2 separate regions of the Homo sapiens genome follow, and region 2 is linked to region 1. A link is a loop called in an ENCODE intact Hi-C map of the cell type or tissue named here. Cell type or tissue: psoas muscle. All regions are shown on one strand. Each heading gives the region's core, and the rest is flanking DNA. Links, peaks and the distances in the headings are about the cores only. Region 1 has its middle 36 kb from the start of APTX. Region 2 has its middle 92 kb from the start of TMEM215.

Evidence for each region. Hi-C counts contacts between places; a loop is a spot of excess contacts. Peaks named below come from ENCODE experiments on the same cell type or tissue, not always from the same donor. Only the 100,000 strongest peaks of a DNase experiment are listed, where the experiment ranks them.
Region 2: it touches region 1 in a loop (2.5-fold over the local background); 2 of 110 quality-filtered maps call a loop at or near these places.

What each region holds. Positions count from the first base shown.
Region 1 is chr9:32,959,354-32,972,060 of GRCh38, reverse strand. No RefSeq gene overlaps it. Among named protein-coding and RNA genes, the nearest start is that of APTX, 36 kb to the left of the region's middle. In psoas muscle, for the core only: a CTCF peak has its summit at 3,462 (motif pointing right); a DNase peak (open chromatin) is centred at 3,460.
Region 2 is chr9:32,869,587-32,882,293 of GRCh38, reverse strand. No RefSeq gene overlaps it. Among named protein-coding and RNA genes, the nearest start is that of TMEM215, 92 kb to the right of the region's middle. In psoas muscle, for the core only: no CTCF peak of the experiment used is centred there; a DNase peak (open chromatin) is centred at 4,973; H3K27ac peaks cover 2,783 bases.

The sequences.
Region 1 (12,707 bases), core at 1,413-6,412:
TGCTGATCAAAAGCTTTCCGTGGCATTTCATTGATTTCCCTGAGATCAGCCAGTTCCTTTAGCCCTTTTTGTCCATCTCTCATTCCCAACATCTTTCATCTCTTTTCTCTGCTCCTTCTGCACTCCAGGATTGTAATCCTTAGGTCATTAGTCCATCCATCCATAGTTCTTCTATCTGGCTTGATGCTGGACCTTTGGGCCTGCTTGATTGTCTGCTTCGTCTCCTGAGGTGGTTGTCTACATACACTGTGGCTCCTGGACGTTCTTCCCCAACCCAGCTGCAGAGGGCATGTGGCTTCATAGCCTTTTATTTGCTGTCATCAGGTACCAGGCACAGAAACTCTTGAAAATTGTCTGGGCACGGTGGCTCACGCCTGTAATCTCAGCACTTTGGGAGGCCGAGGCGGGCAGATCACAAGGTCAGGAGATCGAGACCATCCTGGCTAACATGGTGAAACACCGCCTCTACTAAAAATACAAAAAAAAAATTAGCCGGGCATGGTGGCGGGCACCTGTAGTCCCAGCTACTTGTGAGGCTGAGGCAGGAGAATGGTGTGAACCCAGGAGGCGGAGCTTGCAGTGAGCCGAGATTGTGCCACTGCACTCCAGCCTGGGTGACAGAGTGAGACCCCATCTCAAAAAAAAAAAAAAAAAAAAAAAAAAAATCATGGGCATATTAGTTAAAAACAGGCTCTGGATTCAGACCTGGGTTCCAGTCCTGGCTCTGCTACTCACAGCTGAGGGATCTTGGGCAAGTTACTTATTTTCTCTGAACTTTGGAATTCACATATGTAAATGAGCATAACAGAGTTGAGTTATAAGGATTAAATAATCTATGTAAAGGGTTTAGCATAGTATCTTGCATAGAGAAAGACTCAATAAATGGTAACTGGAAGCCTCTGCTTTTATCTCAGTGGAGGCTGGGAAAGAGGAATTCACCTTATCCATGCCTCTCTCTGCATCTGAAGCCTTACTGCCCCTGGAAACTTTCTAAATATGTACTCCATGGACTCCTTAGATCAGAATTACTGGTTTCCCTTTAAAAAAATGTAAGCACTTGGGCTTTACCAAATAATTACTGAATCACAATCCTGAGGGCCTAAGAATCTTCATTTTAAACCATTCAGGATGAACTTGATTTTATTGATGTTTGAGAACCACAATATAAATGAACCTTTGGCTTCAAAGCACCTTGCATTTCTGAAGCTTATGGATTTGGCTGTTCCCTGCCAGGACACAAATAGCATTTTCTGGTTAGCTGCCTGGGCCTGTCATAGGTCTGCCTTCCCTCTGCTGTGTCAGGGTTATTTCAGAGTCTGGGGAGACCTCCGGCATTAGCTGAAGGGGAGTCCCTCGTTACAGGGATCAGCCCTTCCTTTCTTCAGGAGTTTGGCAGAGCTCCTTTGGCCCCAGGCTCTTAGGAGCCATGTCTGGAGATGACTTCCCCTCAGTTGCTCCCGTTCCCTCTTCATGCCCAGAGATCAGTCCAGTGGCTTGGTCTGGGACCTGTAATGAACGCTGCCAGCCTTAGGCTCAGAGCGTAAGTATTTTTCCTTCTCTGGGCCTGTCTCTGAGATACCCAGGTACAAATGGTCCTTGTAGGGACTAGATCATACTTGAGATGGTAGTTAAGGATGTCTTTAGATTCAGGGATATTTTCTAGAGCCTGGCATCTGATAGTCACACAGACTGGACATGGCTGGATATCAGAGAGTTAGGACTCATCTGTCAGTGTTGGCCTAAATGCTTCCCTCTGCTTCCAACAACTCCAACTTGGAGGGAGACTTTCGCAGGGCTCTGAAGATTCTACCATAGACTAATTTTTAAAAATGTGATGAAAGCCGTGAAACCTCTTCAGCATAATGAATATTTACACATTTTGTATATGTTATCAGGGAATTTATGGAGCCACTGACGTGCTTCCATAGGGTCTGTGGACCCCAGTTTAAGAATCTCAAGAGAAAAGGGTCATTACCATGCATCTGGGATATACAGGAGGGGTCTCAGGTCACTGTGGAGGACTGGCGCCCACCACCATGCCTGGCTAATTTTTATATTTTTAATAGAGATGAGGTTTCACCATGTTGGCCAAGCTGGTCTCAAACTCCTGAGCTCAAGTGATCTTCCCACCTCAGCCTCTCAAAGTGCTGGGATTACAGGCGTGAGCCACTGCGCCAGGCTTTTTTTTTTTTTTTTTTAAATATTTTACCAACCAAGAAGAAGCATTGTAGTTCTGGCAGCCACAAGTTGAAAGCTGACACAACCCACTGCCCCCACCCCCAACTAGTACTGTTTGACATTTATTGGAGGAAAAAAACTATCATTTATTCACATTGAAGAATTAGTTACTGGCCAAAGACCTTTTGTAGAATCTTCTCCAGAAACTGTGGGAGGTCCTCCTAGAATGCTAGTTGGAGTTGCCAGGGTCCAGAGGCACCTCCATGTCCTGGGTCACCAGACCACCAGCCTTTGCGGCTCTTTCCCCAGCTGCATTCTGGAGGTAGGAAGCTGGGCCCAGGGCAGAGAAGGGGGCATCTGGGGATGTCTGAAGAGCCAGTTGAGCAGCTGAATCACAGGCATTCTCTAGGTTACAAATACATTGCTCAGAGACTAGGACTGCTTTCGAGAACCCACAAAGTGGAAGATGTTCATGACAAAGCAAGAGGGTCAATAGGTCAAATACTAAAATGTGTTCCCTCCAGCTGGCCAGGCATTAGGAAAGAGACCCAAGATGTGGGAGGGAGGCCCCAATAGGTATCTGAATCCCCCACATCCCCGCAGTAGCTCAAAGCCTCTATGTCCCCTTTATGTGAATGAGAAAAGGCATGCCCTGCAAGCAGAAGCTTTTAGCTCACACTCACTTGAGACTGAGGGCCACATAGGGTGCAACCGTACGTACAATCTTACGGTGTGGGGTCCCTGTTTCTCATGAGGTTCTCTAGGAAAGGTAGTTTTTTTGGTTCTCCATCATGTACCCAACGAAATTAAAAGAATATGGAACAAAACAGCCTTGCAATAAAATTTCGTTGAGTGAATGACACCTGTGTCAATACACTTGGAATGGATGTAGAAAAGATAACTTTTTCTGTTACATCTGAATTTGATTGGCAAGCATGTTGTCCAGTGAGTCTGCATCTTTGCCCTTAGAAACAGTTATTTTTATTTTTTAAATCCCTTTTTTTCACAGGTGTTGATCTTTAATTTTTTTTATTTAAACATTTTTTCTTGCCTTCTTCATTTTTCCTTCATATGACTTTGGAAACATTCTGATAAACATCTTACTGCCATTGTTTATGGGAAAAAAGTATATCTTACAGGTTAGAATTAGTGGAACATAAGCATGTTAATATTTTTCCACAGAATTTTCCAAATCTTTGCTAACAAAGCAAGTGATTAGGGAAACTGGGGTTTTCCGTATCTTTTCTGTGAATGGTCTATTTTCGGGGCTTGCCATGTTTGGCCACCAGATGGCAGCATTTGAACAATAAATTTTTAATTGTCTTCCACAAGACAAAGCTGTTTTTGAAGCCCTTTTATAAAGTATCTTATGTTTCAGAATCAATGCTTCAAAATAAAATATTTAAGGGGCTTTTAAAATAAGACTGATGTGTGTTTAACGTATCTCCTAATTAAGATAGAAGTTTGAGGGAAAACCAGTGTGTGGGTCAAAATACAAAACATACACGATTGACTGGGAGGCTGTTTGGCTGAGAGGTGAAATAGACTCTAAAGTTGGCTGGAAGCTGGGCGCGATGGCTCACGCCTATAATCCCAGCACTTTGGGAGGCTGAGGCTGGCGGATCATTTGAGGTCAGGAGTTCGAGAACAGCCTAGCCCCTAGCCAACATGGCAAAACCCTGTCTCCACCAAAAATACAAAAATTAGCCAGGTGTGGTGGCACGCGCCTGTAATCCCAGCTACTTGGCTGGCTGAGGCACGAGAATCGCTTCAACCCAGGAGGCAGAGATTGCTGTGAGCTGAGATCGTGCCATTGCACTCCAGCCTGGGTGACAGATCAAGACTGTGTCTCAACAAACAAACCCCAAAAAACATTCTTTCTATTAAAAAAAATAATAAGTTGGCTAGAGCCAAGGTTGAAGCCTGATTCTGGCAATCATGAAATGGGTCTTGGGGCATGTCAATGCATGGTAGGCATTGAAAATATGCTGGCAAATTTTCTTAATTTGACCCCAAGTTAGTGACTGTTGTTCACATCACAAGAATACCTGGGAGTAGCACTGGTAGCAGACACTTCTTTTGGGCATATTCTTCAAAAATGGCATCATTTTTACATCGACAATTGCTAAGTCGCTGGTGGTCAAATATTAGAGGAAGCACTGTCAAAGCAGGACGGTCAATATACAGAGAAGGTAAAGGGCTGTGTCTGCATTTTCCATGGGCCAGCTTCCCCGCAAACCTCCTTTTGATAGAAGAACCTAGCTTCATCTGTCTTCCATCTCTTCCAAGCCTTCTGTCTTTTAAGCAGGCAGAATAAAAGCTCCAATGCCAAAGAGTACAAGAATATTAAAATTGAAAAGGACTTTATGTACCAGGGGTCCTGACATTTTGAGGGAGTCATAGATCCAAAATTTGGTGAAGATGATAGCCCCTTTCCCATATGTTTTGCATGTAATTTCAAGGGAAGCACCCCAAAAATCAATAATCCATGGATTTTCTAGGGCAGGTCTTCTCAGCTGGTGTGCGTGTGTGTGTGTGTGTGTGTGTGTGTGTGTGTGTGTGTGTGTGTGTGTGTATCCCCTAGATTCTAATTATTTTGAACCAACTGGCAGTCCTTTTTTCCAAACTACACACAGAAAGTCACTCTGCTACCACTGGGCATCTAATCTCTCTGGTGCTTTGGGGCAAAGTTTAATCTCTTGCCTGGAGAATCTATCAGAACTCTTTATTCTAGTAGCCTCTGATGTTCCATTGAGGGATTTGAAACATAGAAGTGACTTATAATATCAGCAACCAACTTATGTCCTAATTAAACATCAAGAGTGCTTGCATTCCCAAATTCATGCTGGGAGAGAATATACTAAAACGTTAATTAGCGGTCCTCTCTTGGTGGTAAGAATGTGGATAATTTAAATTGTGTTATATTGTTGTGCACGCTTCTAAATTAGCTACAGTGAATACATATTTGGGAGTGTGAAAAAAGCCTCAAATTTTATTTTTAAAAAGTGATAGGTCACAAAGGAATGTAATCAACATTCAATTATTTATATTAATAGCTGATACAACAAAAAGTGGCTAATTTTTTTTTTTTTTTTACAAATAATGCCAGTTCCATTCGAGTGTTCTGTGGCCCTCCAGAGACAGGCATCCTGCAAGGCCAGATTTCAAGACCAAATTTGCTTGAGTCTGAGAATGACACACGTGAAGGTAATTCATTTGATCTGATGGATCTGATATTCCTAACACTAGATCTAGAAAAATAGTGGCTTTTTCTCTGTTTGCCCCTAACCTCAATGTCTGCGAGACACCAACTACATTTTAGTTATTCAAAATTGCTGTCCATAGCAACTTTCTGTTTGTACTTACAAATGCCTTTCACCACCCATTGAGATCCCATGATTTCCCTTGTAAATTATGTTGATATGAAATGTTACATTTGGTTTCCAAATACTGAACCACCTTGAATTCTGGGGGTGAATCCTCTTGGTTCCCTAGGGCTTCTCTTTCAGTATTGACTTTGACTCTGAAACATTCGTGATGGGATGGGTTTGGGGAATAAGATTTATAGATTGATTTATGTATTTGGCCTGGTCCCCAGATTTTAACAAAAGTATCAGGAAAAGGGGAAGAAAAGATGGAAAATGAGAAGAATGGTTAGAATTTTGGCTTGTTGGATCAGTTCCCAGAACATCCTTTGTGTTAGAGAAATCAAGTAATGGGAGAAGTGGAAAGAAAACAAAAAAGTTAGTGAAGCTAAACCAATCTACATAGTGAAGACAGAAGGGGGTGAAGGACTGAAAAAGATAGGTGAATATTTGGGGCAGACTTTGAGGCATCTGGGAAGTGGGAGCTTTGGAGGGCTCTGGGAGATTTGGGGAAAAGAAGGGGATTTGAAGAAGGGTTGGTCTCTCTGGGTATAAATGAGTCCCTTTTAATATATTTTTGAGAGACAAACAAAGATTATATACTTGATTAATTTTTTTTTCTTTTTTTGGTAGAGACAGGGTCTCACCATGTTGCCCAGGCTGATCTTGAACTCCTGGCCTCAAGGGATCCTCCCATCAGCCTTCCAAAGTGTTGGGATTATAGGCATAAGCCACTGCACCTGGCCTTTTTGGCCACATTTTGACTTCTGTTGTTCCTATTCCAATTTCTCATTTCTTGCATTTTGTATTTCTTCTTTTTTTCTTGATAATATTTGCTAGATGTCTGCTTATAAAACGCTGTTTTTTAGAAAAGTAGGTTTTCTTTATAACTCTTATTTTTGCCTTTTCTTTTGCTTTAAAAAAAAACTTTTGAGTCAAAGTTCATATACTTTAATATTAAGAATTTTCTTTTGGCTGGGTATGGTGACTTACACCTGTAATCCCAGCACTTTGGGAGGCTGAAGCAGGCAGATTGCTTGAGCCCAGGAGTTCGAGATCAGCCTGGGCAACATGGTGAGACTCCATCTCTAAAAAAAAAAGTTAAAAAATTAGCTGGGTGTGGTGGCAAACACTTGTAGTCCCAGCTGCTCAGGAGGCTGAGGTGAGGATTGCTTGAGTCTGGGAGGTCAAGTCTGCAGTGAGCCGTGGTCATGCCACTGCACTCCAGCTTGGGTGACAAGCTGGAGTCTCTTTTGGGTCTCAAAAAGAAAAAAAAAGAATTTTATTTTTATGATGAAATAAATTTTTAAAAATAATGAAAATATTTATGGCTATAAATTGAATGTTGGGTTGGACCTGAGATTTACAGAGACTGCCTTGGCTGTTGATAAGAAGAAAATACTTACTCTAGTTTCAAGACCTGAACCATCAGGTTTTCTTGTTTCCATCAGAGAAGTCACATGTCAGGATGCTTAAGTGTAGGATAAGGCTTTGCTCCTTGTATATTTCACAAATTTTTTTTTCTTTTTTCTTTTTTTGAGATGGGTTCTAACTCTGTCACCTAGGTTGGAGTGCAATGGCATGATTATAACTCACTGCAGCCTTGAACTCCTGGGTTCAAGTGATCCTTCCACCTTAGCCCACAAATATTGTTTCTTCCTATTTTCTTATACATGAGTAGCCTTCTACCCCCGAGCACAGAAACACAGGATCTGCTATTAGTCTTTTATACTTCAGCATGATTTTACAGATCACTATTATCTTTTCCAGACAGGAATTTGCATTTCAATTCTTTTTGTACAACAAAAAGCTTTGTCCTCAATTGAAGGATTTTTAATTTTAACGAAGTCCAATTTTTACATTTTATCTTTTGTAAATTGTATTTTGGTGTTGTAAAGTCATTGCTAAACTCAAGGTCACCTAGATACCTAGATTTTCTCCTATATTATCTTCTAGGAGTTTTATACTTTTATGTTTTATATTTATGTCTGTGATCCATTATGTCTATGAGTTAATTTTTGTGAAAGGGGTAAGATTGTTATTTAGATTCATTTCCGTGAATGTCCAGTTGAAGCATTTTTAAGCATTATCAGATGGGGAATATTTTTTTTTTTAGTGAGAAAAGACATTTATTTTCTTATGTAAAACATATATTGCATATAACAGTAATAATGACATAAGTTGATTTATAAAGAAGGCAAAAATAAACAATATTCAGAATAAAAAGCTGATAGCAGTAGAAATTTAAAAATTGAAAACTTTTTTTTTTTTTTTTGAGACGAAGTCTCACTCTTGTCCCCCTGGCTGGAGTGTGATGGCACAATCTTGGCTAACTGCAACCTCCACTTCCCAGGTTCAAGCAATTCTCCTGCCTCAGCCCCGCGAGTAGCTGGGATTACAGGCATCTGCCACCATGCCTGGCTAATTTTCGTGTGTGTGTATATATATATATATACACACACACACATATATGTATATACACACACACATGCATATATATATACACATATATATACACACACATGTATCTACACATACATACACATATATATATATATACATTTATTACACTTTAAGTTCTAGGGTACATATGCACAACGTGCAGGTTTGTTCCATAGGTATACATGTGCCAAGTTGGTTTGCTGCACCCATTAATGTCATTTACATTAGGTATTTCTCCTAATGCTATCCCTCCCCCAGCCCCCTACCCCACGACAGGCCCTGGTGTGTGATGTTCCCCACCCTGTGTCCAAGTGTTCTTATTGTTCAATTCCCACCCATGAGTGAGAACATGTGGTGTTTGGTTTTCTGTCCTTGTGATAGTTTGCTGAGAATGATGGTTGCCAGCTTCATCCATGTCCGTGCAAAGGACATGAACTCATCGTTTTTTATGGCTGCATAGTACTCCATGGTGTATCTGTGCCACATTTTCTTAATCCAGTCTATCATTGATGGACATTTGGGTTGGTTCCAAGTCTTTGCTATTGTGAATAGTCCTGCAATAAACATATGTGTGCATGTGTCTTTATAGTAGCATGATTTATAATCCTTTGGGTATATACCCAGTAATAGGATCACTGGGTCAAATGGTATTTCTAGTTCTAGATCCTTGAGGAATCACCACACTGTCTTCCACAATGGTTGAACTAGTTTACACTCCCACCAACAGTGTAAAAGCATTCCTATTTCTCCATATCCTCTCCAGCATCTGTTGTTTCCTGACTTTTTAATGATCGCCATTCTAACTGGTGTGAGATGGTATCTCATTGTGGTTTTGATTTGCATTTCTCTGATGACCAGTGATGATGAGCATTTTTTCATGTGTCTATTGGCTGCATAAATGTTTTCTTTTGAGAAGTGTCTATTCATATCCTTTGCCCACTTTTTGATGGGGTTGTTTTTTTCTTCAAAATTTGTTTAAGTTCTTTGTAGATTCTGGATATTAGCCCTTTGTCAGATGAGTAGATGGCAAAATTTTTCTCCCATTCTGTAGGTTGCCTGTTCATTCTGATGGTAGTTTCTTTTGCTGTGCAGAAGCTGTTTAGTTTAATTAGATCGCATTTGTCTATTTTGACTTTTGTTGCCATTGCTTTTGGTGTTTTAGTCATGAAGTCCTTGCCCATGCCTATGTCCTGAATGATATTGCCTAGGTTTTCTTCTAGGGTTTTTATGGTTTTTAGGTCTTACATTTAAGTCTTTAATCCATCTTGAATTAATTTTTGTATAAGGTGTAAGGAAGGGATCCAGTTTCAGCTTTCTACATACGGCTAGCCAGTTTTCCCAGCACCACTTATTAAATAGGGAATCCTTTCCCCATTTCTTGTTTTTGTCAGGTTTGTCAAAGATCAGATGGTTGTAGATGTGTGGTGTTATTTCTGAAGCCTCTGTTCTGTTCCATTGGTCTATATCTCTGTTTTGGTACCAGTACCATGCTGTTTTGGTTACTGTAGCCTTGTAGTATAGTTTGAAGTCAGGTAGCATGATGCCTCCAGCTTTGTTCTCTTTGCTTAGGATTGTCTTGGCAATGCAGGCTCTTTTTTGGTTCCATATGAACTTTAAAGAAGTTTTTCCCAATTCCGTGAAGAAAGTCATTGGTAGCTTGATGGGGATGGCATTGAATCTATAAATTTCATTGGGCAGTATGGCCATTTTCATGATATTGATTCTTCCTAACCATGAGCATGGAATGTTCTTCCATTTGTTTGTGTCCTCCTTTATTTCATTGAGCAGTGGTTTGTAGTTCTCCTTGAAGAGGTCCTTCACATCCCTTGTAAGTTGGATTCCTAGGTATTTTATTCTCTTTGTGGCAATTGTGAATGGGAGTTCACTCATGATTTGGTTCTCTGTTTGTCTGTTATTGGTGTGTAGGAATGCTTGTGATTTTTGCACATTGATTTTGTATCCTGAGACTTTGCTGAAGTTGCTTATCAGCTTAAGGAGATTTTGGGCTGAGATGATGGGGTTTTCTAAATATACAATCATGTCATATGCAAACAGGGACAATTTGACTTCTTCTTTTCCTAATTGAATACCCTTTATTTCTTTCCCTTGCCTGATTGCCCTGGCCAGAACTTCCAACACTATGTTGAATAGGAGTGGTGAGAGAGGGCATCCCTGTCTAGTGCCAGTTTTCAAAGGGAATGCTTCCAGTTTTTGCCCATTCAGTATGATATTGGCTGTGGGTTTGTCATAAATAGCTCTTATTATTTTGAGATACATTCCATCAATACCTAGTTTATTGAGAGTTTTTAGCATGAAGGGCTGTTGAATTTTGTCAAAGGACTTTTCTGCATCTATTGAGATAATCATGTGGTTTTTGTTGTTGGTTCTGTTTATGTGATGGATTATGTTTATTGATTTTCGTATGTTGAACCAGCCTTGCATCCCAGGGATGAAGCCAACTTGATCATGGTGGATAAGGTTTTTGATGTGCTGCTGGATTCAGTTTGCCAGTATTGAGGATTTTTGCATCGATGTTCATCAGGGATATTGGTCTAAAATTCTCTTTTTTTGTTGTGTCTCTGCCAGGCTTTGGTATCAGGATGATGCTGGCCTCATAAAATGAGTTAGGGAGGATTCCCTCTTTTTCTGCTGATTGGAATAGTTTCAGAAGGAATGGTATCAGCTCCTCTTTGTACTTCTGGTAGAATTTGGTTATGAATCCGTCTGATCCTGGACTTTTTTGGTTGGTAGGCTATTGATTATTGCCTCAATTTCATACCCTGTTATTGGTCTATTCAGAGATTCCACTTCTTCCTGGTTTAGTCTTGGGAGGGTGTACGTGTCCAGGAATTTATCCATTTCTTCTAGATTTTCTAGTTTATTTGCATAGAGGTGTTTATAGTATTCTCTGATGGTAGTTTGTATTTCTGTGGGATCAGTGGTGATATCCCCTTTATCATTTTCTATTGTGTCTGTTTGATTCTTCTCTCTTTTCTTCTTTATTAGTCTTGCTAGTGGTCTATCAGTTTTGTTGATCTTTTCAAAAAACCAGCTCCTGGATTCATTGATTTTTTTGAAGGGTTTTTTGTGTCTCTATCTCCTTCAATTCTGCATTGATCTTAGTTATTTCTTGCCTTCTGCTAGCTTTTGAATTTGTTTGCTCTTGCTTCTCTAGTTCTTTGAATTGTGATGTTAGGGTGTTGATTTTAGATCTTTCCTGCTTTCCCTTGTGGGCATTTAGTGCTATAAATTTCCCTCTACACACTGCTTTAAATGTGTCCCAGAGATTCTGGTATGTTGTGTCTTTGTCCTCATTGGTTTCAAAGAACATCTTTGTTTCTGCCTTCATTTCATTATTTTCCCAGTAGTCATTCAGGAGCAGGTTGTTCAGTTTCCATGTAGTTGTGCAGTTTTGAGTGAGTTTCTTAATCCTGAGTTTTAATTTGATTGCACTGTGGTCTGAGAGACAGTTTGTTGTGATTTCTGTTCTTTTACCTTTGCTGAGGGGTGCTTTACTTCCAACTATGTGGTCAATTTTGGAATAAGTGTGATGTGGTGCTGAGAAAAATGTATATTCTGTTGATTTGGGGTGGAGAGTTCTGTAGATGTCTATTACGTCTGCTTGGTGCAGAGCTGAGTTCAATTCCTGGATATCCTTCTTAACTTTCTGTCTCGTTGATCTGTCTAATATTGACAGTGGGGTGTTAAAGTCTCCCATTATTATTGTGTGGGAGTCTTAGTCTCTTTGTAGGTCTCTAAGGATTTGCTTTATGAATCTGGGTGCTCCTGTATTGGGTGCATATATATTTAGGATAGTTAGCTCTTCTTGTTGAATTGATCCCTTTACCATTATGTAATGGCCTTCTTTGTCTCTTGATCTTTGTTGGTTTAAAGTCTGTTTTATCAGAGACTAGGATTGCAACCCCTGCTTTTTTTTTTTTTTTTTTTTTGCTTTCCATTTGCTTGGTAGATCTTCCTCCATGCCTTTATTTTGAGGCTATGTTTGTCTCTGCATGTGAGATGGGTCTCCTGAATACAGCACACTGATGGATCTTGACTCTTCATCCAATTTGCCAGTCTGTATCTTTTAATTGGGGCATTTAGCCCATTTACATTTAAGGTTAATGTTGTTATGTGTTTATTTGATCCTGTCATTATGATGTTAGCTGGTTATTTTGCTTGTTAGTTGATGCAGTTTCTTCCTAGCATTGATGGTCTTTACAATATGGCATGTTTTTGCAGTGGCTGGTACCAGTCGTTCCTTTCCATGTTTAGTGCTTCCTTCAGGGGCTCTTGCAAGGCAGGCCTGGTGGTGACAAAATCTCTCAGCATTTGCTTGTTTGTAAAGGATATTATTTCTCCTTCACTTATGAAGCTTAGTTTGGCTGGATATGACATTCTGGGCTGAAAATTCTTCTCTTTAAGAATGTCGAATATTGGCCCCCACTCTCTTCAGCCTTGTAGAGTTTCTGCCGAGAGATCTGCTATTAGTCTGATGGGCTTCCCTTTGTGGGTAACCTGACCTTTCTGGCTGCCCTTAGCATTTTTTCCTTCATTTCAACCTTGGTGAATCTGACAATTATGTCTTGGAGTTGCTCTTCTCAAGGAGTATCTTTGTGGTGTTCTCTGTATTTCCTGAATTTGAATGTCAGCCTACCTTGCTAGGTTGGGGAATTTCTCCTGGATAATATCCTGAAGAGTGTTTTCCAACTTGGTTCCACT
Region 2 (12,707 bases), core at 2,761-7,760, 91 kb after region 1:
CAGCATCACTATTCTTTTGCTTTGGGCCCATTGTTAAGTAAAATAAGGGTTCCTTGAACACCAGCACTGCGATACCATGACAGTTGATCTGATAACGGATCTGGCTGCTAACTGACGAATGGGAGCGTCTACAGTGTGCAGACGCTGGACAAAGGGAGGATTCACATCCCGGGCGGGACTGAGTGGGACGGACGAGATTTCATCACGCTATTCAGAATGGTGTGCAATTGAAAACTTATGAATTGTTTATTTCTGAAAATTTTCATTTAGTATTTTCAGACCAGGATTGACCATGGGCAACTGAAATCTTGGAAAGCAAAACTGCAGATAAGGGGGGGCTACCATATTCTGAAACAAAAAGCCCATGGTTTGGCATTTTCTCCCTGGGATTGATAATAGAGCTCTTTGACTGTGGGGGTGGAGTGAATGTGTGTATGTGTGTGAGGAAGACATAGTTCCTTGCAGATTTTAATAAAAGAATGGAGAGGAGTTCCCAAGATTAATAAAGAATGGTTCCAGACTGGGCATAACTCAGGCCAGTAATTCCAGCACTTTGGAAGGCTAAAGTGGGAGGATCACTCGAGGAGCTTGAGACTAGCCTGGTCAACATAATGAGACCCCATCTTTACAAAAAAAATTTAAATCAAAAAATGGAAGAATGATTTCAGGATGGGTGTAATGGCTCAGGCCTGTAACCCCAGCATTTTGGGAGGCCGAGGTGGGATGATTGCTTGAGTTCAGGAGTTTGAGACCAGCCTGGGCAACATAGCAAGACTCTGTCTCTACAAAAATTAAGAATTAGCCAGGTGTGGTGTCATGTGCCTGTAGTCCCAGCTACTTGGGAGGCTGAGGTGGGAGGATGGCTTGAGCCCAGGAGGTTGAGGCTGCAGTGAGCTATGATCACACCACTGTACTAAAGCCTGGGTGACAGAGCAAGATCCTGTTTAAAAAAAAAAAAAAGAATGATTTCAGAGAGGCAGGAGCAGAGAAGAGAGGAAGCACAGCAATAGTTTTTAAAGGGCTAAAACCCAAAATATTTGTCTTTATGTTGAAGCTGAAATGTACAATGTATCAAAATTAAGGATTTTGATAAACCTGAAATAGTTGGGTTATGTTTTAAAAATTGTACTGAATTATCAAATTCTTGTCTTTTCATTTATACAACTTTCTAATTGAGGTCCTTATTAAACCAATTGCAATTGGCTTTACTAACGAGTACTATCATCTTATTTGTAGTCTTACTATAGCTAATGATGAATAATTAAGTATTGATTTTGTGCTGAAGTTTATTAATTTTTACTGTAAAGCATTTAAACTGTATTTTAGTCTTTTTTTTTTTTTTTTTTTTTTTTTTAGTGGTTTCAGTATCAGAAACAAAAGATGTTTTAGGGTAAAAGGTGGATAATGATTTTGTTCATATCAAACAAGGTTTGTAAATAACCAGAATCAGAGTTTTATTTCTAGGGTCCTTACAACTCATGTTCCCAAATGTGGACTCAACATTGGTTGAGATTAGAGTGGTCAGGATCCAATAGCCGAGATTCATGTTATTTGTTCCCAGTAGTCTAAGAGTCTAGTACCCATGGTTTTTCTGCCAAACTCACATTTGATGCCTGGAGAGTATCTTTAAGATTTAGAGAAAGAGGAAAGTTCGACCAGTTGTATACTTGATCCACCTGCTGAGAAATGCTGACTGGTGGCAAAGATGAGTGAAAGAGAACATCTATGTCATACCTCTAACTTTTGCAAGGACATATTAAAGGTTATAGATCTTGTTCTTCCTCTCTTTTTTATAGTAACACTAAAAAAAAAAAATTGAGAAATGAGCAAAAGGTAAAATCTCCCCTTGGAGGCTGATGAAAATTGTCAGATTAGATGGGCTCTTTGGGAATCATTACTTCTTATAATGCTCTGCATATACCCAGAAAAGCACAAGAAATCACATGTCAAGGTCACTCTGCTCAGCAGAAAATTTCCTTAATGCCACGTAATAGTGAGTGAAAAGGGATGCAGATAAGGCTTTGGCCACCAACTCATGAGCACTGCCTGCGTGCGGGCTTCACTTTTTCTGGGAGCCACGTAGCTTCTGTTCAGAGACCCCAGTGCTTTTTATGTATGTATGTATGTATGTATGTATGTATGTATGTATGTATGTATTTTGAGATGGAGGTTCAATCTGTCGCCCAGGCTGGAGCCCAATGGTGCGATCTCGGCTCACTGCAGCCTCTGCCTCCCAGGTTCAAGTGATTCTCCTGCCTCAGCCTCCCGAGTAACTGGGATTACAGGCATCCGCCATCACACCTGGCTAATTTTTTGTATTTTTAGTAGAGATAGGGTTTCGCCATTTTAGCCAGGCTGGTCTCAAACTCCTGGCCTCAGGTGATCCGCCCGCCTTGGCCTCCCAAAGTGCTGGGATTACAGGCGTGAGCCACCGCGCCTGGCCTGACCCCAGAGCTTTTGACAGTGATGGTTGATGCTTTTCTGCTGAAATTCTGTCAGCTTAAACATCCAGCCAGTCTCAGGGTTGGTCCCTCCCAGGTTAGCACCCAGGTTAGCACCCTGCCAGCTTTCCCTTTGGGGTCATGGAAACCTGCTATCCTCAGAAAACCAACAGTGAGGGCTCTGCCGTTTAAGGTAGAAAATCTGTCTTGATCTTCAGAATGATCAGGTCCTCACTCACTGTTTGGGAAGATAATCAGGCTCTCCGCCAAGTTTGAAGAAAAATACTGCCCCAAATTCATATGCAGAGCAGTGAATGATTGGAATGCTTCTAGGAGATTAGCCAGGACGATTCTTACCAAGGAAAGCCATTCGTCAGTATTGCCAGGTTATTTTACTATTCTTGTGGAAAAGGAGGGAATTTATATTTATTGGGTGATTGTGGTGTGCCAAGAGCTGTACTAGACACTTTACATATGTGATCTCGCCCATAGCACAACTCTTTGAGGTGCGTATTATAATCCCCTTGGAAAATGAGGAAACAGGCTCAGAGAAGTTGGCACTTGCCCAGGAACTTAAAAAAAGTAGTGGAGCTGAAATTCTAGCTACCTCTGACTTTGAAGCCTCATTCTCCCTCATGAGGTTCTTTCTGAAAAAAAAAAAAAAAAAAAAAAAAAAGCAAAAATTATGGTTTATCCGATTGGTCTCTTTAGCCCTGCCTGGTGCCCTTCCAGAGCTGTTGGATCATCTAGCTGGGAAGGAAATGTTTAGGTAACAGAAAGTGGTGAGTCCCCTCACTAGAGTTTTGGAGGGATGGCTGATTGATCACAATTTACAGTGTTGTAGAAGAGATTTGTGCATCTGATAAGGCAGTGTGTGCCAGTAGTGGTTTAGGTTCTACTGATGGGAAATTAAAAAAATAAAACCCTTTAATTGTTGTGCATTTTCATGCATACTAGACAAAAATTGACCAGTATATTAGCTTGTGATTTCACAGATACTACTGTTTAAACACAGCTAAGTAAAAATAAATAGACCGGGTGTGGTGGCTCATGCCTGTAATCCCAGCACTTTGGGAGGCCGAGGCAGGTGGATCACCTGACATCAGGAGTTCGAGACCAGCCTGACCAACATGGTGAAACCCAGTCTTTACTAAAAAATACAAACATTAGCTGGGTGTCATGGCACATGCCTGTAATCCCAGCTACTCTGGAGGCTGAGGCAGGAGAATCGCTTGAACCTGGGAGGTGGAGGTTGCAGTGAGCCAAGATCGTGCCATTGCACTCCAGCCTGGGCAACAAGAGTGAAACTCTGTCTCAAAACAAACAAACAAACAAGCTATTTTGCAGAAACGCATGAAGTAAACAGTGGTCCACAGATACTCTAAAAATTGTGATGGTAGCATGTGACTGCCTGACGTTTGGGAATCACCAGGTGGACCTGCTGAATTTAAGGGTCCAGGGGCTTAGTCCAGTCTTGGAGGAACAAGTGCCTATGCACAGACAGGCAGGCACAGGTGGCAGCAGGGGCAGGGAGCCTGGGGATCCAGGTATAACACCACCAGGCAGCTGAGGGAGAGACTAGATTGCAGGCAGCAGAGTTGCTGGGACCAGAGGCCTCTAGAGACTCCACATCTGTGAGAGCCTGTCCTGGTTCCTTCTCAGGAGAAGCAGACATGTAGTGGTGGATGGCATTTAAACAGAGACCCTGGTCTGATCTGAATAACTTGTCGGCTGTGGAAGATGGCTTCATTCTTTCTCTGTTTTTGCCTCTCGGTTAAGAGCTCAGGCTCTGAGTTAATGGGCCCAGTCACTGTTGTGTGACTTTAGTCAAATTACTCACCTGCTCTCAGCTTCACTTTCCTCATCTATAAAATGAGAAGGAGGAGACACTAAAAATATCTCTATGTCCGCAGGTACCATGGCCACAGCCAACACTATAAATAATCCTCTTTGCTCCCTGGAGACTCAGACAGGTGACAAGAAGGGACCTGCAGGCCAGTTTGCACGTGGGGGTGCAGGGGGAGTCATCGGCCAGGACTGGCCTTGGTCCTCTAACAGCTGGGGCATGGCCCAGGGCAATGGAGATCCCGTGCATCCCTGAGTTATTATATACTTCTTCATAGGGTTGTTGTGGAGATACTATAACTAAGCTGTAACTAAAGCAGTGACTGGCTCAATAAATGTTAGTTATTCTTGTTATTATTAAGTGATAGAACTTGTGGGATTAAGCCCTTCTACTACCCAGTGACCTGGGCTTAGTATAGCCAGATATGATATTTTAATCAATATACTACAATATTATTTGAGTCTAATCCTAAGTTAATTTGAGTCCAAGTCCTTGCTTATAATTCTCAAATATTGAGGGAAATTATTACGATTATACTAATAACAAAGCCCCCTATTCTCCTAATCCTCTCATCTTCTCCTCTGGGCCACCTCATGACTCAGGGATGGATGGGGCCTTCATTGCCCTGGGCCATGCCTCAGCTGTTAGAACACAAAGGCCAGTCCTGGCCGATGACTCCCCCTGCACCCTGACATGCAAACTGGCCTGCAGGTCTCTTCTTGTCTCCTGAGTCTCCAGGGAGCATAGAGGGTTATTCATAGTGTTGGCTCTGGCCATGATGCCTGCGGACATAGAGATATTTTTAGAATCTGTTCCCTAGGGTCTGGCTGAAAAGGTCATGCCTATCTTTTTATGCCTAATGTCAACTTCTGAATAAGTAGGAGGAGGAACTCATTTCTGTTAATAGGACACAAGTAATGTCAGGGTTGGGTCCTATTAACAGCATGCGCCCCCCACCCCACCCCGAAACCCAAAGCTGTTTAAAGGAGTTATTATAAAGGAGAGGAGAATGAGGGACTGGGTCAAAGGCTGCCTTGGAGAAGGTTGGTTAGATGAGTTCAGGTAGCATCACGGGGGCTGGACAAGGACCAATGGATGGTTTTGGATTTCATGTTTTCTACTCATCAGAGCTGGGAAAAATGGAATGTTATATTACCAAACAATGAGCACCTCACCTTTGAATGTATTCAAGTGAAGACTGGAAGGCCTCTTCCGGGATGTTGGTGCCTGGGCGTCCTGTGGGTGCAGAAGACTGAATGAGATGGGCTCGCCGGCCCTCCCATGGTTGGGATCCAGTGATTCTGGAGGGGGTGAGGGTAGGAGCTGCATTTCGTGTTTGGGCACTGAATGAGGTGGATGCCAAAAAAATTAACTGGAGTAGCCCTGAAAATAAACCTATCCATCTATCTATGGCCACGTTTTCCTGGGGCTGATTTTGTGTTTCAGTTTTCCCCATGTCTTTCTTTTCTTTTCTTTTCTTTTTTTTTTCTTTTGAGACGGAGTTTCGCTCTTGTTGCCCAGGCTGGAGTGCAATGGTGCGATCTCGGCTCACTGCAACCTCTGCCTCCCAGGTTCAAGTAATTCTCCTGCCTCAGCCTCCCGAGTAGCTGGGATTAGAGGCATGTGCCGCCACGCCCAGCTAATTTTGTATTTTTAGTGGAGACGGGGTTTCTCCATGTTGGTCAGGCTGGCCTCAAACTCCTGACCTCAGGTGATCCGCCCGCCTTGGCCTCCCGAATTGCTGGGATTACAGGCGTAAGCCACCATGCCTAGCCAGTCTTTCTTAATAGTCACAGGGAATTTCATTTGTCTGATATAACGTTTAAATTAAATAGGGTGGAAATACCTGTTTTCTTTTCCCTCCACCCATAAATTTCAATAATAATCATCCTTAGATTTGTCTTGTTGGATCTTAGCCTGTCAGATTGCTTTTTGCACATGAAACTACTGAGGTGGGATGGTTCAGTGACTTGCCTAAATCGTGCAGGGGGTGAGTGGCAGAGCCCAGACATAAACTTTGGCTCCTTGTCTGTTGCTCTTTCTAGTAAATTGGACTGCTTCCTGCTGTGGGGCACTGAGAAAACCCGTGACACCCAGGGTGCTGAGATGAGCAGGAAGTCACACGAGTCTGGAAGGCCACCTTTTTTAGGTGTAAGTCCTTTCTTCCTGGTGAAGTGCTTGTACATATAGATACTCAGGAAATGTTTATTGACTTGAACAGAGTAATACTGTCAGTGCCTGGTACCTAGTTAGCAGTCCATAAATAGTTACTAAATGAAAGCAGCAGAGCTTTCAAGAGCTTCAACGGAGCTGCCCACAAAAGCTCAGGATGCCTGAAAAGGCCGATGTCTTTTTCTCTACTCCTGGATTGGTAGGTAGGCTCAACCCTCGCATGGTGGTAAGGCCTCCTACATTCTCTGATGGCTCCTGACTTAACCTCCATTCTGGGCTGCAACTAAGATGAATCCTGAGGATACTTCCTACAAACAAGGGCATTGAGCCCAGCAGAGCCTGCTGGGCATCCAGGTTGGCTCATTAGTAGACAGCAAGCAGCTCTTCCTCCTGCCATGGCCCTGCAGCATGCCTGACATGGGAGCCATCCAGTCTCCTCCTGTGATTAACTGGCTGCAGTGTTCAGCAGAGCTCTCAGTCAGGAAGTAGCTGGACTCCAAACCCAGCTTCTTGGAAGCTCCTAATTGGGCTCTACCTGTCAAGAGGTAATAGAGAGAGACTTATTGATATGTTTGAAGTGCAACTTTGTGCTTTTTGATAACTAATAAATAGGATATTGGAACTTTCTTATTTTGCAGCCCAGTCTACAGAAGACATGTGAAAGATATTTATAGCTTTCATAACTGTGATCCTACTCCTTCCTAATTGCCAAGTAGTCCTCCCCACCCCCATCCCCCTTTTTTTTTTTCTGTGAATCATCTAGGACTTAGAGTCATTGCAACTGGCTAGAGAGGGACTTTAATCATCCTGAAGATTCCCAGATAGCTTGGGAGACAATAATATCATGTAAAAGATAGCTGCTTTCTTCCCTTTGGTTTGGGGACTTGGTTAAAGAAATGTTAGTAGATGGACAATATTTAGATTTTATATTCTGTGCCAGTAGTGCTAAGAAAAGATTACTGGCTTCAAGAGTGAGCAGTTCTAGGAGAGCGAGAAACCACAGCTAGGAGCTCCACCAGCCCTTGAAGATGCAGAGACATTTATCCAGTCCAGAGGGATGGGGAGATAACACACTGAGTATGGAATAGTGGTTAAGAGCCCTGGTTTCACAGTTAGGCTAATTCAGTTCAAATTGTACCTCTATTACTCATTAAGGGGTGACATTAGGGAAATCACATGATGTTTGAGCCTCAATTTCTGCATTTGTTTTATTTGGATGATGGTATGTATGTAACTGGGTTATAGCACATTCTAAGAGGGTGTGGGTAGGGATAGGGATGGTGGTATGTACCTCATGGTGTTATAGCACATTCTAAGAGGACAAATCGTAGCAACATTATTTTATATTCTTACTGAGCGTGCAAGCTTAAGCATGTCACTTAACTTCTCTGGGCCTCAGTCTCCTCATTTGAAAGGCATTAGAGCAGACGATGATTCTTTGTGTAAAATGGAGTCCAGTCAGGAGACAAGCCATGCCCATTGTTTTAAAAGAGAAGTTGATACAATTCATTATTAACCAGGAATTAAAGAACTGGAAAGGCAATCAGGGAGCACAAAGGAGCCACAGAGGAAACAGCTGCAGGGGCTGGGAACAGAGTGAAGAAGTTGTGACTATTAAAACTCAGAAACTTGGAGAAGGGGATGCACCTCTTAGCTCAGGTGGGTCCTGATGCCTCTGGGGAGGGGGAAGGAGAGTGGTACAACATGGCTGGTGCTGAGAAAACTGCAATCAGAATCCCTGTGCTGTGGCAACAGACTGCTATAGGAGTTCTAAAGAAGAAACCTTTCTGGGGCCATGCTGACCTAAATGGGAAGCAGGCAGGAAGTAGCCGATGGCGTCTCCCTCCTTTAGGTATCCCTTTAGGACTCCCCACCCCTAGAAAACACCTCAAGAGAGCAGCTGGCAAAGGAGAAATGGGCTGTGCAGGGTCCCATCCCCAGTATCACAAGGCAGAGTGTACAAGAGTGGGCTTGGAGAACATACTGTAATAACTGAGATTCTCAAACGTTCCTTTTAGGTCAGAGACTATGAGTCAGATTCTGAATCCCAAGCAGAGAACTCTGTACGTGGGCTCTTGGGACAGCCAGCATGTATGGTGGAATGAGTTTGAGCGCTGGAGTCAAACAGATCTGGGTTGTAATCTTATCTCTGACTCTTATCAGCTATGGGATGTTGGAGAAGCTACTTTGAATTTCTCTGAACCTCATTTCCTCCTATGTAAAATGATGATACAGTACCAATACCCATCTCATAGGGTTATTGTGATAATTAAACAAGAAGACACGTGAAAAGTGCCAGGTGGGGGTGTCTGGCACATGCACGGCAGCCATTATTATTATGAGGGGTTTTTTCAGTGATATCTGCTGATCAGCTTGCTCCGTTTGTTGGCTGCACACACTGATGTGGGCTGTTTTGTTTCTTCCACTCAGATGTGGTTCGGTGGACTGTGGAGGGGAGCCTGGGCAGCGGGTTGACAGTGGCCAAGGATTCCCATGCCAGCAGGGGCACCGGGGGCAGCATCTGCATGGCTGCTCTTGGCTTCTAGGAAGCGGCACTTCACCCAAAGTAAGCTCGTAGGCTGGTTCCTGAGGAGTGTGTTCAGTGCAGGGCAGGGGAGATGTTCCTACGACTGTGCCAAGCTTGAGCTGCAGTGAGTGGGCTCTTGGATGCCCTTCAAGCCAGAGGCAAGAATTTGATTTCCTAGGCAGAAATTCTGTAAACTAAGAGAATCATCTAGAATCTTTTTTCTCCACTCAACAGAGCTCTTATCCTTTTACTTTTTTTGGGTGAGTTCTTAAGCTAGAAATGATATGGACATACAGACCATTCATATTCTTGGAGGCATTAATAACTGGCTTTTCATTAGGTACCTACTTTGTGCCAACTATTGTACAAGGTCCTTTCTATGCATTATCTCTTATTCTTGAATCCTACAAGGTAAGTTTTAGTTTCCTAACATTCTATTCAAGGAAACCGAGGCACAGAGCTGGGAAATAAACTTGCCCAGGGTTTTCAAATAGTATTAAGTGGAGTCAGGATTAGAACCCAGGTCTGTTGGATTCTAGGCCTTTCTTTTACTCTTAAGCCAGGCTTTTCCCAGTGCTAGTTAAAAGTCGTGCAAATGTAACTTAGACAATGTCTGCATTTGTGGGTCACGCAGTGGTAGATTACCTAGCAGTGTACCCAACATACTTCCTTCCAACTCCCCATTGAAATAACAATTAAAGTGGTTTAAATGGCCTCTATTTAGCAGCCTCCCATCTTTACCCAGTGTCTCAAGAAAATGCCTAAAACACAAAGAAAAAGACAAATACTCGTAACTCAAATGGACAGTTTTGGGTGTGATTTAAATCTGCTATGGAGAATATTTTATTTAGCCAATATTCCAACAATTATTGGGGAGGAAATCTATGTAACCAAAAATGTGTTCTTAACCCAAGACAAGGCAGTCAGCTTTTTATGGTAAAACCATTCACCTAAGAGGTACATCTCTGACAATTTTTTCCCTTTAAATGTCTAAGTAATTTTGCGATTGCTATAAGCATCATAGGTGATAGGATTAAGCAGTGCTATTTCTTAGAAGCTCCTGCACACAGCATGGCCACCCGTCCCCTTCTGACAGATTCACCATAGGCTTAGCTAGAACAGGTTTTGCTAACAAATTCTGCTTGATGTGAGAAAAGCTTCTGAAAATACAGATTTCCAAAAGTTGTAGGAAGAGTGAAGTTGGGTTGAAAAAAACAATTTGCAGACTCTACTTGCTTCACCCTGCATAAAAGAGCAGTATTATTTGCTCAAGAGAAGGTGGGAAATGGCTTGTTCTTGCCCCATTGCCAGCTCCCTGCCTTGGAGGCCTCGGGTCTGTGCTAATATTATGATTCTAAATTTTATTTGGAAAAATTAACAGATGAGAGTAAACAGGGATGTTGTGTGTGTGTGTGTGTGTGTGTGTATGTCAAGGGGGTGGTGGTGGTGGTGAGAAATAGTATGCAAGAGGAGTACTTTCACTATTTGATTTTTTTTTTAAATAGAAAATTAAAGTAATTAGAAGAGTGTATGATTGGGAGAAAAAGACTTGGCAAATAGATTTGGAATAGAATAGATAAGTTTGAAATGGACAAATGGATATGTGTGTAATAAATGCATGGCAAAGCTCAAATATCTGAAAAGAGGAAAGATTATTCAATAAATTGTGCTGCAACAATAGATTAGTATGGAGGGCTGGGTGTGGTGGCTCACGCCTGTAATCCTACCACTTTGTGAGGCCGAGGCAGAAGGATCATTTGAGCTCAGGAGTTTGAGACCAGCCTGGGCAACACAGTAGACCCCATCTCTAAATAAACAAACAAACAAACAAAGTAAATAAATAAAAAATAAAAAATAGATCAATATGGGAAAAATCAAATTATAGCCTCACCTTATCTTATTTTTCAAATTAATTTTAGGTTGTTTAAATAATTCATTGTAAAAGATGAAAGGAAAAAATTTTAAGAAAGGAATTTACGAACCGAAAAGCAATGAATAAACTTGAAAGGAACATATTGATAGATTTATCTGCATTAAAAGATGAAGATATATAACTTATTTGATTCTTCTTGGAAGACCAAGTGAGATTAATTTGTATTAAAATGCTCGGCACACTGTAAAGTGGAATAACTTAAAAGTATTCGGAGCCATTGATAGGAGGATGTAATTTTTTCATTTGGTGGTCACAATCCAAATTTTTTCTCCCAATTTTCACTTAAGCATGCTAGAATTTAGTTCATTACAGCTGTTTTCTAAAATTTTTTATTAAAAAAAAATTTTTTAAATGGGGACTCCCTATGTTGCCCAGGCTGGTCTTGAACTCCTGAGCTCAAGTGATCCACCCACCTTGGCCTCCCAAGGTGGGATTACAGGCGTGAGCCACTGCACCCAACCTTAGAGCTGTTTTGTTTTAACAAAAGCATAAACAATAATTTATTCCCTACCATAATTTCACAGCAAAGGTATTCATTACTATTTTGAGAAGGAAAGTAGCACCTAGCTAACGTATATGAATTCATTCTCTCAAATATTTCCTACCTGAAGAACACAGGACTGCACTGGTGTAGATTCGTAGGACTTGGAATTGCAGTAACACTGCCAGCTCTCTGGATTGTTGGAGAGGTTTCAGTAACAGGGAGGGGGTTCTGCAGAATGGAGACAGGGCAGAGCTGCAGAACCAGGGAAAGGGACTGGGCTGAGCTGTGTTTTCTTAGAGAAAACAGCCTGGGCTTTGGAATAGGTAGATGAGGGTTGAATCTTGACCCCTCACTCACTAATGACTATCTCTGTGCCAGTTACTTAATTTCTTTGTTCTATTCAGAGAAGGTAACAATAGTGCCTACCCTGGTTGGGTTCTCACAAGGATTAAATCATCATCACCCAAGGTAGGGGAAAGCGTATCAAGTGTGGAGTCAGTATCCTGTGGAGTTCTCTTCTCCTTCCTTGCCTTCCTTTCTTTGTCTTCTCGCAGCCCGTTTGTCCCCAGCTCTCTATCCAATTTATTCTACAATCTTACACTGAAAGCTGGCTCTGCACTTGGCAATGGTGTGGGGAATATGAGCAAGAAAAAGACATAAGGCCAGGCACAGAGGCTCACATCTGTAATGCCAGCACTTTGGGAGGCTGAGTGGGGAGGATGGCCTAGGAGTATGAGACCAGCCTAGGCAACATAGTGAGACCACAGGTCTAAAAAAGAAAGAAAAAGACATAGCGCAGGTCTTCAGGTTGTTCACAGTACAGTGCAGACATGTGCACTCAAGCAGATAAGTCCAAAGCAAGGTGATTAGAAAGGATTACTGCAATATTTTGGGGAGCTCCAAGAAGGCAGCTCCTAGAAAGGCTGAGAAAACAATCAAGGAAAGGTTATCCTCAAAACTTTGTAGGAATCAATGGCTCCAAATACTATGCGGGAATCCCCACCCCTGTCTCCTCATTTCAGACTCCTCTTAGAGGCCTGAAGCTAACAACTGGGACCCACAGGGAAGGTTTTCAGCAAGAGGGGCTGCAACGCTGTTAAGATACCTGGTAGCGTTTTCCAATTCCTGAGCCTCCCCAGCAACTGAATGTCTCATGCTCTCTAGCTAATTCCTGTGCCCATCAAACCAGCTTGTCCTGGGAGGATGCCGCTTTAACTTTACCCATGGGTGAGAGGGGGAATGTAGTTCTGATCTCACACAAGTAAGAGTGTACATAGCTTATCTTATTACAGTTATGAGGACTG